2 separate regions of the Homo sapiens genome follow, and region 1 is linked to region 2. Evidence: read pairs that join two places in POLR2A ChIA-PET (ENCODE). Cell type or tissue: OCI-LY7. All regions are shown on one strand. Each heading gives the region's core, and the rest is flanking DNA. Links, peaks and the distances in the headings are about the cores only. Region 1 has its middle 47 kb from the start of LINC01823. Region 2 has its middle 17 kb from the start of TSN.

Region 1 (5,376 bases), core at 320-5,319, 65 kb before region 2:
TTAAGCCTCTTTTTTTCTGACTCACTGATGAGCTGGAGTATCTCATCTCACCTTCTTTGGCCTTCAGACTAGGAGTTACATCTGGGTTCCCCGGGTTCTCAGACCTTTAGATTTCGAATGAATTTTACCGCCAGCTTTTCTGACAGCAGATCATGGGACTTCTCAGCCTCCAAAATCCCATGAGCCAATTCCTCATAATAAATATATTTTAAATAAATATATATATATATTATATATAGTCATGCTTCGCTTAATGACAGGGACGAGTTCTGAGAAATGCATAATTAGGCAATTTTGTCACTGTGTGAACATCATAGGGTGAGTTTACGCTAACCTGAATGGCATTGCTTACTACACACCTAGGCTAAGAATGGTATAGCTGATTGCTCCTAGGCTACAAACCTGTACAGCACGTTATTATACCAAATACTGTAAGCAACTGTAACACAATGGTAAGTATTGGTGTTTCTAAACATATCTAAATGCAGAAAAAGTAGAGAAAAAAATACGGTGTAAAGATAAAAAATGGTCCACCTGTAGAGGGCACTTGCCATGAATGGATCTTGTAGGACTGGAAGTTGCTCTGGGTGAATCAATGAGTAAATAATAAATGAATGTGAAGGCCTAGGACACTACTGTCCGCTACTGTAGACTAGACACTGTACAATTAGGCTACTCTAAATTTATTTTAAAATGATAAATTAACCTTAGCTTAATTGTACTTTTCACTTTGTAAACTTTTCAATTTTTTTAGATATTTGGCTCTTTTGTAACAACTTCAAACACAAACGCATTTACAGCTGTACAAAAATATTTTTTTCTTTATATCCTTATTCTATAAACTTCTATCTAAAAAAATTTTTTTCACTTCTTAAACTTTTTTGTTAAACACTAAGACACAACACACACATTAGCCTAAGGCTACACAGGGTCAGGATCTTCAACATCAACATCACTGTCTTCCATCTCCACATCCTGTCCCACTGGAAGTTCTTCAAGGACAATAACATGCATGGAGCTGTCATCTCCTAGGATAACAATGCCTTCTTTTTTTTTTTTTTTTAGATGGAGCTTTGCTCTTGTTGCCCAGGCTGGAGGGCATTGGCACAATCTCGGCTCACCACAACCTCCGCCTCCTGGTTCAAGCAATTCTCCTGCCTCAGCCTCCCCAGTATCTGGGATTACAGGCATGCACCACCACACCCAGATATTTTTGTATTTTTAGTAGCGACAGGGTTTCTCCATGTTAGTCAGGCTGGTCTCGAACTCCTGACCTCAGGTGATCTGCCCGCCTCGGCCTCCCAAAGTGCTGGGATTACAGGCATGAACCACTGTGCCCAGCCAACAATGCCTTCTTTTGAATACCTCCTGACTGACCTGCCTGAGTCTGTTTTATGGTTAACTTTTTTTATAAGTAGGAGGAGTACACTGTAAAATAGCAATTTAAAATATAGTAAATACATAAAGCAGTAACAGTCATTTATTATCATTATCAAATGTTATGTTCTGTACATAATTGTATGGCTAGACTTTTATATGACAGGCAGTGCAGCAAGCATTTACTTCAGTGTCTCCACAAACACATGAGTAATGTGCTATGCTATGATGTTATGATGGCTATGATGTCACCAGGTGATAGAAATTTTTCAGCTCCATTATAACCTTATGGGAGCACTGTCACATACACAGTCCATCATTGAACAAAATGTCCTTAGGCGACATATGAGTGTATGTGCGTATATATGTTCTGCTTCTCTGCAGAACCCTGACTAGTACAACTCCTCTGTTAAAAAGGAGTTGTAAAAAGGAGATGTAAAAAGTCCAACTACCCTGGTGCCATCAGGAAGTCAAGCAGTTCAGAGAGCCCATGTGTCAAAGAAGTGAAGAAGCCTCTGGATGATTTCAGACCCCAGTCATTTGAGTCTTCCTAGCTGAGGTCCAAGACATCATGGAGCAAAGTCAAGCAGTCCTGGCAGTGCTCCCTTTAAGCTCCCGACCTGCAGAATCTGAGAGCATAATAAAGCAGCAGTGGCTTTACATCACCAGGTTTGGGATTTCTGTTACACAGTAACAGTAACTGGTGTGGAGTCCTCATTAGTATGCAACAATGAGGAAGGGCCCCCAGGTAGGGGAGAACAATGTTCTGAGAGATGGGAGATGGCTGATTACATACAATCCACTGGCACAACATTCTTTTCCCAAATACCTCCTTCTGCATGTAGCCTCTTCAGCACGAACTTATAAAACATCCTTCCAGCCCCTGCCTCTTGGCAGACAGCCCCTTCTCTGCTGTACTGCCCATTGCACTCTTGTAACATATTTTCATACTTTCTCTAATAAACCTGCCTTTTTTTTAACTACAACTGTCTTAGTAAATTCTTTTACCACCCACGATGCCAGCCCTAGCCAGTCGCACCTGCAACAACTGGAGCATCAGGTCACTGCAATTCAATTTGAAGGCCCTCCTTTGTAGCATACAGCTGTTAATAAGGTAGCAATAGCAGTGCTTTAGAGGCAGCTGACTAAGCACTTGCAGCTGGGCCAGGAAGCCTGAGTTCATCACAAACAGCTGAAGATAGAACTCTGCTAAGCCCTGCTGTGCTGCCTGTTCCCTGGGCAGGCACCAGCACCTCTTATCAGACAAGGCTACGTCTATACTTGCCACTCAACTTTACCATAAGCCCTTGAAGACATCAGCCACTCCCTGCAAGTTGATGAGCATCTCTACCTCCTTCCCTATCTGAGTCTTCTTTGCTGCAACCAGAATGAAACAGTCAGCCACACAATGAAGAGCCTCTCGGTCATCGTTTTGCAGCAACTGCTATATACCAAGGACTGAGACAGAGAGATGAAAAAGAAGTGGTGGTCCTTGCCTTTGACGAGTTCACAGTCTAGTGGGAAGGACATATAGATCCCCTTGAAGCTCACTGTCATTTAGACTAGCTACAAGCTACCTGGGTCCACTTCACCCACCTCCAGGCTTCAGGATGGAGAGAAATAAAACAGGCCCACCTGGACACAAGTAGTACTAAAAATAATCGGTGTTTGCTTTCACCAAGTTCAGGAAGAAGAGCTACAAAACCATAGATCTATCTTCTATGTTTTTATTCCTAACAAATCCATCCCAATTAGGCGAAGAACCTCTTTTTTCCCTCATTCTAAAGTTCCAGCTGTTTCCAGCTTCATAGAGACCCTCTCTGTCTCACCCCCCAGATCTCGTGAACAAACTCATGTTTGTGAGTTTATAATTCTCAATTGTTTCCCCCATCAGCCACAACCTCCTAAAACCGAAGCAGCTTCATGCTTGCCGCCTGAACTCAGATCACAGGCTTTTGGCTCTCCTCCCTTGATCATTCTCGTTTTTGTGCCGGATGTTACAGACCCTGTCAGTATCAGAAATGAGGAATGCCGCCTCACATGAGCGCATGGAAGACACACACACTCATAGTCCTGTAAGCACGCGCTCAGCCAAAGAAGCTCCAGGATGGCTGAGATGAGAACAGCCCTGCATTTCAAGCAGTCTGGAGTCGATTCTAACCAGGTCTTCTGCAAATCCCAGCAACACAGATAACAACATTGCTGACACTCAGGCAGGCTTCGTGCCTTTTCCTTTGGTCTGGCATTCAGTATATCTTCCCGCTATAATTAGATCACTGGAGATTTGGCCAATGAAAATAAGATTTATTCTGGCCTCCTCTTCCTCCCCAGCTGCACCTCGAGGACTCACGTTTGACTGCTTAATCCCCTGAATCAGGTCTCCCCTCTGGGCTCAGAGTGAGAAAGCAGGGCCAGAAGACATTCCCTTCTAAAGAGAGCTCCCTCCTAAACCTTGTCAATTGCCTCCTGGCTCCAGAGGAAAAATTCTTTTTTCCTATTTTGCTAAAGTAAAAAAAGATTCCAAATTTTTGTTTAATTTCTGTCCTGAAAGTATTTTTAAAAGGAAATTTTGGGAGAGTTCAGGAAAAGTTCAAGGGCTTATGAATTCTGTAATCATGTGTTGTTTCGTTTTGTCTCTTTGGTTTGCAGACTGAGTTGTTTGCTGACTTTGCTTCCCGCCACCTCCACCTCACCACCCCCGCCAGTAAACCTGTCATTTTTCACCCAGAGCAGTCACCCAACCCAGACTGGAGAGACCCCTGGGGCAGGGAGGGCTTCGAGGCACACCAGGAGCCCCTAAACCAGCTGGCTTGTTCACCCTCTCTGTGCCTTGGTTTCCTCATCAGGAAGTGATGTCCACCTCCTAGGGTTTTGAATGGATGAGATGAGATGGCAAGTGCCATCCCTGCACCTAACACATGCTCAATAAACGTTATCTGCCTCCCTCTCTCGTGGCTCCATCTCTCAACCATTTTTATGGGGCTCTAAAGCTAACAACCCAAGGAAGACTATGATGTCAAAGTCACAAAGGCGAAGACATTAAAGGTACAGAAATGTCTATTTGAGCAGGTGGTTGTCGCCTCAGAGCCCCTCAAAGCTGTTTCTGCTCCTCCTGCAACCCTTGTTTTAAAGCCATACCCCACTCCCCCACCCCCCAACACCCCACCAGCCATACTTTCCATCTCCCCACCCACACCTGCAAGCTGCCATGGGTCAGAGAAACAGAAGGGGAGGAGGGGAGGAGGAGGCAGAGGCGTGTGGAGAGGTGTCTGGCAGCCGGTGAGACCCAGAGAGAGTGAAGGGGAGGTGGGGTTTTGGTGAGCTGGGAACATTCTTGCACACATTTCCAGTTTGAGTTATAACTTGACAGTGAAAAATTGAGAGGAACAACCAAGAAGGTAGATGGAGGTGGGCGCAGAAGCCGGCAAGAATATGAGGACCCATAAGAACGAATGTCCAGCTCAGGGAGGGAGTCTCTCCAGAAATAATTTCAAAAGTTCAGCTTTTAAAAAAAGTGAACACAGGAGCTTAATGATACATAATTTATGAAGGGCAATTTTGTAATATGCAGCCAAATTCTTTAAAATATGTGTATACTTTTAGCTAGCCATTTCACTTCTAAGAACTTATTCTAAAGATTCCAAGTGCAATGTGGGGACCTGGTTTCACTCCAGCTTCAAAGAGACTAACTGTGAAAAGACATTTGTGAGGCCATGAAGGAAGTTTGAATTCTGGCTGGATATTTGATGGTAATCAGATTATTAATAACTTTTTATTAACTAAAGTCAATATTTTATTCAGATTGCCTTGGTTTTTTAAATATATTTTTAATTGTATCTGATTTTATTGTTAGTTGTGGCAAAGTACACATTACATAAAATTTACCATCTTAACCATTGCTAAGTGAACAGTTCCGTAGTGTTAAGGACGTTGACATTGTTGTGCAGCCAACACCACCATCCATTTTCTGAACACTTCGTTTTTTAAAATTTAAACTCA
Region 2 (5,352 bases), core at 353-5,352:
GCACGATCTCAGCTCACTGCAACCTCCGCCCTCTGCCTCCCGGGTTCTGGTTTTTTTACTTGTTTGTTTTGTTTTTGAGATGGAGTCTCACTCTGTTGCCCAGGCTGGAGTGCAGTGGTGCAATCTCGGCTCACTGCAACCTCCGCCTCCTGGGTTCAAGCAATTCTCTTGCCTCAGCCTCCCAAGTAGCTGGGATTACAGGCGCCCGCCACCATGCCCAGCTAATTTTTGTATTTTTAGTAGAGACAGGGTTTCACCAGGGTGGCCGGGCTGGTCATAAACTCCTGACCTCAGGCGATCCACCCACCTTGGCCTCCCAAAGTGCTGGGATTACAGGCATGAGCCACCATGCCCAGCCATGTGGGTTTTTTTGTTTTTTTTTTTTTTTTTCCAGGACAAATTCTCACTCTGTCACCCAGGCTGGAGTGCAGTGGCGCCATCTCGGCTCACTGCAACCTCCATCTCCCGGGTTCAAGTGATTCTCCTGCCTCAGCCTCCCAAGTAGCTGGGATTACAGGCGCCTGCCACCTGATTTTTGTATTTTTAGTAGAGACAGGGTTTCACCACATTGGTCAGGCTGATCTCGAACTCCTGACCTCGTGACCTGCCCACCTCAGCCTCCGAAAGTACTGGGATTACAGGCATGAGCCACCACACTCGGCCTAATTGTTTGTGTTTTTAGTAGAGACAGGGTTTCACCATGTTGGCCAGGCTGGTCTCGAACTCCTGACCTCAGGTGATCCACCCGCCTTGGCCTCCCATAGTGCTGGGATTACAGTCACGAGCCACCGCGCCCGGCCCACTTTTCTTTTTCTGTCCATAAATCTTCTACCATGTGGCTACGCTAGAGTCACTGAGCATACTCTGGCTCAGGAGGCTGCCCGATTTGCAAATTGTTTGTTGCTCAATTAAACTCTTTTAAATTTAATTTAGCTGAAGTTTTGATTTTATCACAGCTTTGTACAAAAGGGGCAATGAAAAACGTGCTGCTAAGGGACAGAGGCAGCTTGACTGCAGAACCTGCGCATCCACGGAGCTTGCAGAGAACTGCAGACCAACCGAACCCTCTGCACTTTTGCGAAGGAGTTCAGCAAAGAGAAGGGACCATTCACATGAGCCATTAGCTAAACAATATCAAATCAAAAGGTCATAGTAGAATTCACAGGTATCTCAGAAAGTCTTTTAAAAGTCAGTAGTATATTTAGGATAAATCACAATGCAAAAAAATATATACACATCTTTATAATTTTTTGGCAATTTCCCTTTTTTTTTTTTTTTTTTTTGAAACAGCGTTCTCACTGTGTCACCCAGGCACTGCAGCCTCGACTTCCTGGGCTCAAGTGATCCTCCCGCCTTACCGCCTTAGTCCCCCTAGCAGCTGAGACTACGGGTGTGTACCACCATGCCCGGCTAATTTTTGTATTTTCAGTAGAGACGAGGTTTCACCATGTTGGCCAGGCTGGTCTCAAAGTCCTGAGTTCAAGCAATCCACCTGCCTCAGCCTCCCAAAGTGCTGAGATTACAGGCATAAGCCACCATGCCCAGCCAATTTCCCAATGTTCTATGATGATTTCTTATTTCTAATAAAAGTAGCACGAGTCAAAAAGGAGGAAAACATACAAAATGTCTCATGAAGCAATGATACAGACATTTAAATATTCCCTGCAACTCCCACCATACCTCTGACAGAACACCAGGCAGTATCAACTATATTCCCTCCCCTCCTTCCAATGTGTATTTTTTAAATGAAGATTAAAGCCAAGGTTCTCCTTCTCCTTCTGGAGTCAGCTCACAAATGCTTGTGCCAACCCCACTTCCTTTTTCCTCAGTTAAGGTAGTTGGGGAAATATTCCTCTTTCTGTTTTCAGTTTAAGGAAAGGTTACAGCTGCTTGGTGATACAGGCAGGCCACAGCCCAAGAACCTGGGCACCCATTTCACCAGTTTTATAAAACAATATAAAGTCATGTCCTTGTTCTTTGAGGGGGTGGGACAGGACATAAGACAGGCTCCCCAAGTCCCCCGGGCAGGACTCCTGTCGTTAACCCACTCATGCCCACCTCCGGGGCTGATCCCAGGAAGACTGACGGCCAAACTCTCCCGGGAACAGCTGAAGAAAGCGAAACTGGGTCCATCCCTGCTGATCCTTTGTTCTTTGCCTTGGAGATCTGAGAGTTAAGAAATAAAGTCCAAACAGTAACACTGACTGATTTTGAGTCTTTGCTGTGGCGGGGCGCGGTGGCTCATGCCTGTCATCCCAGCACTTTGGGAGGCTGACGCTGGTGGATCACCTGAGGTCAGGAGTTCGAGACCAGCCTGGCCAACATGGTGAAATGCCATCTCTACTAAAAATACAAAAATTAGCCGGGCATGGTGGCGGGCACCTGTAATCTCAACTACTCAGGAGGCTGAAGCAGGAGAATCACTTGAACCTGGGAGGCGGAGGTTGCAGTGAGCCGAGATCACACCACTGCACTCCAGCCTGGGCAACAGAGCGAGACTCCGTCTCAAAAAAAAAAAAAAATGAGTCTTTGTTGTATTGGTGCTGGTTCTAATAGTGTATCAAAGTAGAAGGGCCCAGTCCATCAACTGTGCTTTCAAAACAACCCTTTAAATGATTACAACAATCTTGCCGTCTTCCCCCAGAAAGTAAAAGCAAACATCCTGCCCTTTGTACTTCCCAACTGTGAAAAATTATCTGGCTTAACTTCCATTGTCAGGGTGAGCAAAGGGTTCCTCAAAGGAAGCTCTGACAGCAGGGACGTGGCAGAGGAAGCTGAAGGGGGATCTTTCTGACTTCTGAACTGGTCTTGCTGGCAGGTCCAGCTGGTGGGTCCAGACAGTGAGGCCAGCATTCTATCATGAAAAAACACAGCTGCAACGGATGAACGCACAACCCTAGCCAGAGCAGATGGCTGTGGGTAAATGTTAATTAGTATTAAATAACACCAGATGAGCTTGAGTAACTGATGTAAGGGTCAGGCTAAATAGGTTACTTCCTTTGTCATTTTTTTTCTGACAAGCCCAGCTTTCTTCTATGAGGATTCTACATATTTTCATAGATTTATTTTCCTTCAGCCAAAAACCTTAAAGTCTTCATAGTAAGTAAAGGATTTCTAGTGCAGTAGGAGAGAAAGCACAGTGCATCTGTCACATAACGGCCCCAGCTCCTGCTTGGGCAGACCTGGACACAGGCCTCTTGCTCCTCCCATCTTCTTGATGTCTTCAATCATGTCCCTGGGCTCCCTCTTCATCACAGTCACAGTTCCAAGATCCACTCTATATCTAAAGGACTCCCTCACCTCCAGCCTCAGGCACCCAAAATTCTAGTCCAAAAAGTACAGCCAGCCGTGCAACATCTAGCACAGTAAACTCAACACTTGCAAAATTGAACTTCTCATCTTCTCCTCTTCCCCCAGAAACTAGCTCCACTTTTCCCATGGATATTCTTTCAGAAGCTCAGGCAGCTTTTCACTTCTCTCAGCTACCCCAACTTCTCTGTCTACCCCAACCTCTCTGTCTACCCCAACTCCATCAGTCAGCAAGTTTGGCCAGTTCTCGCTCTGCAGTGCACTCCATCTGCCCTTACCCAGTCATGCCTATCACCAGCTACCCAATCTGACCCTTACCTCAAAGACAGCAAGAGCTTGCTCCCAGGTGTCCCTGCCTGTGGTCTCTCCCCATTGGTAACGTGATAGATGCAGGATTCAAAACTAAGACTGACTCTAAAGCTGCTCCCTCCTCGCCTCAAAAAAACCCTTCAGTCCTCCAATGCCTATCATTCGAAGTCCAAACTCCCTAACCCCCCAATTCAAGCTTTCCTAAATCTAACAATCCAACCTTGCCAGAGTTCCTCCTCCACTCACATGGGTGACATCCCTAACCCCATTAAATGTGATATGTTTCCACATTGGTGTCAATTATTCTGCCCAACCAAAATGACCTTCTCCTAGTTCCATGCTTGTCTAAATCTCACCTCTTTCGGTGGTGGCTCACGCCTGTTATCCCAGCACTTTGGGAGGCCAAGGCGAGTGGATGACCTGAGGTCAGGAGTTCGAGACCAGCCTGGGCAACATGGTGAAACTCCATCTCTACTAAAAATACAAAAATTGGCTGGGTGTGGCGACGCACACCTGTAGTCCCAGCTACTCAGGAGGCTGAGGCAGGAGAATTGCTTGAACCCAGGAGGTGGAGGTTGCAGTGAGCCAAGATTTTGCCACTGCACTCCAGCCTGGGCAACAGAGTAAGACTGTCTCAAAAAGAAAAAAAAAGGTGGGGGAGGGGGGAGGGATAGCATTAGGAGATATACCTAATGTAAATGACGAGTTAATGGGTGCAGCACACCAACATGGCACATGTATACATATGTAACAAACCTGCACGTTGTGCACATGTACCCTAGAACTTAAAGTATAATAAAAATATATATATATATAGAAAGAAAAAAAAAACTCACTTCTTTTCATGACCTAGTTCAAGCTACAGCTCCCAAACTATAGCAATTATTCAAAAGTTATTTAGAAACTAAGTACTGTGACTATGACATCTTTTCTGTTATTGTCTTGAATTTAAACTCCTAGTAGGGAACCCTCATATATTGCTGGTGGGAATTTAAAATAGTGCAGCCACTTTGGAAACAGATTGGCAGTTTCTTTAAAAACTAAACATAAACTTACCATTTTTACCACAGATTCCTAGGTACCTATCCAAAAGAAATAGAAACTTACGTTCACACAGACTTGCATGCTAATGTTCAGAGCAGCATTATTCATAGTAGCCAAAAAAATGGAACTTAAATGTGTCATCATGTGATGAATGTATAGATAAAATGTGGAATATCTGGCCAGACTCATGCCTGTAATCTCAGCACTTTGGGAGGCCGAGGCAGGCGGATCACCTGAGGTCAGGAGTTCAAGACCAGCCTGGCCAACATGGCAAAACCCGCCTGGCCAAGATGGCAAAACCCTGTCTCTACTAAAAACACAAAAATTAGCTGGGCGTGGTGGCACACACCTGCAATCCCAGCCATTCGGGAGGTTGATGCAGGAGAATCACTTGAACCCGGGAGGCAGAGATTGCAGAGAGCAGAGATCACGCCACTGCACTCCAGCCTGGGTGACAAAGCAAGACTGCGTCTCAAAAAAAAAAAAAATGTGGAATATCCAAACAATGGAATACTACTTAGCAATAAAAAGGAACAAACTAACGTATGTTATGAACCTTTAAAACATTATGCTAAGCGAAAAGACATAAGAGATCATATACTGTAGGAGTCTATTTCTATGAAATATCCAGAAAAGGCAAATTTATAGAGATGAAAATTAGATTAGTGTCGCCTAGGGCTGGCAGTAGGA

What was found. Peaks named below come from ENCODE experiments on the same cell type or tissue, not always from the same donor. Only the 100,000 strongest peaks of a DNase experiment are listed, where the experiment ranks them.
Region 1: POLR2A ChIA-PET joins it to region 2 with 7 read pairs; 2 of 35 experiments call an interaction of 5 or more read pairs at or near these places.

What each region holds. Positions count from the first base shown.
Region 1 is chr2:121,834,962-121,840,337 of GRCh38, reverse strand. No RefSeq gene overlaps it. Among named protein-coding and RNA genes, the nearest start is that of LINC01823, 47 kb to the right of the region's middle. In OCI-LY7, for the core only: a CTCF peak has its summit at 521 (motif pointing right); no DNase peak of the experiment used is centred there.
Region 2 is chr2:121,769,993-121,775,344 of GRCh38, reverse strand. No RefSeq gene overlaps it. Among named protein-coding and RNA genes, the nearest start is that of TSN, 17 kb to the right of the region's middle. In OCI-LY7, for the core only: no CTCF peak of the experiment used is centred there; DNase peaks (open chromatin) are centred at 2,884 and 3,654; H3K4me3 peaks cover 1,193 bases; H3K27ac peaks cover 2,323 bases.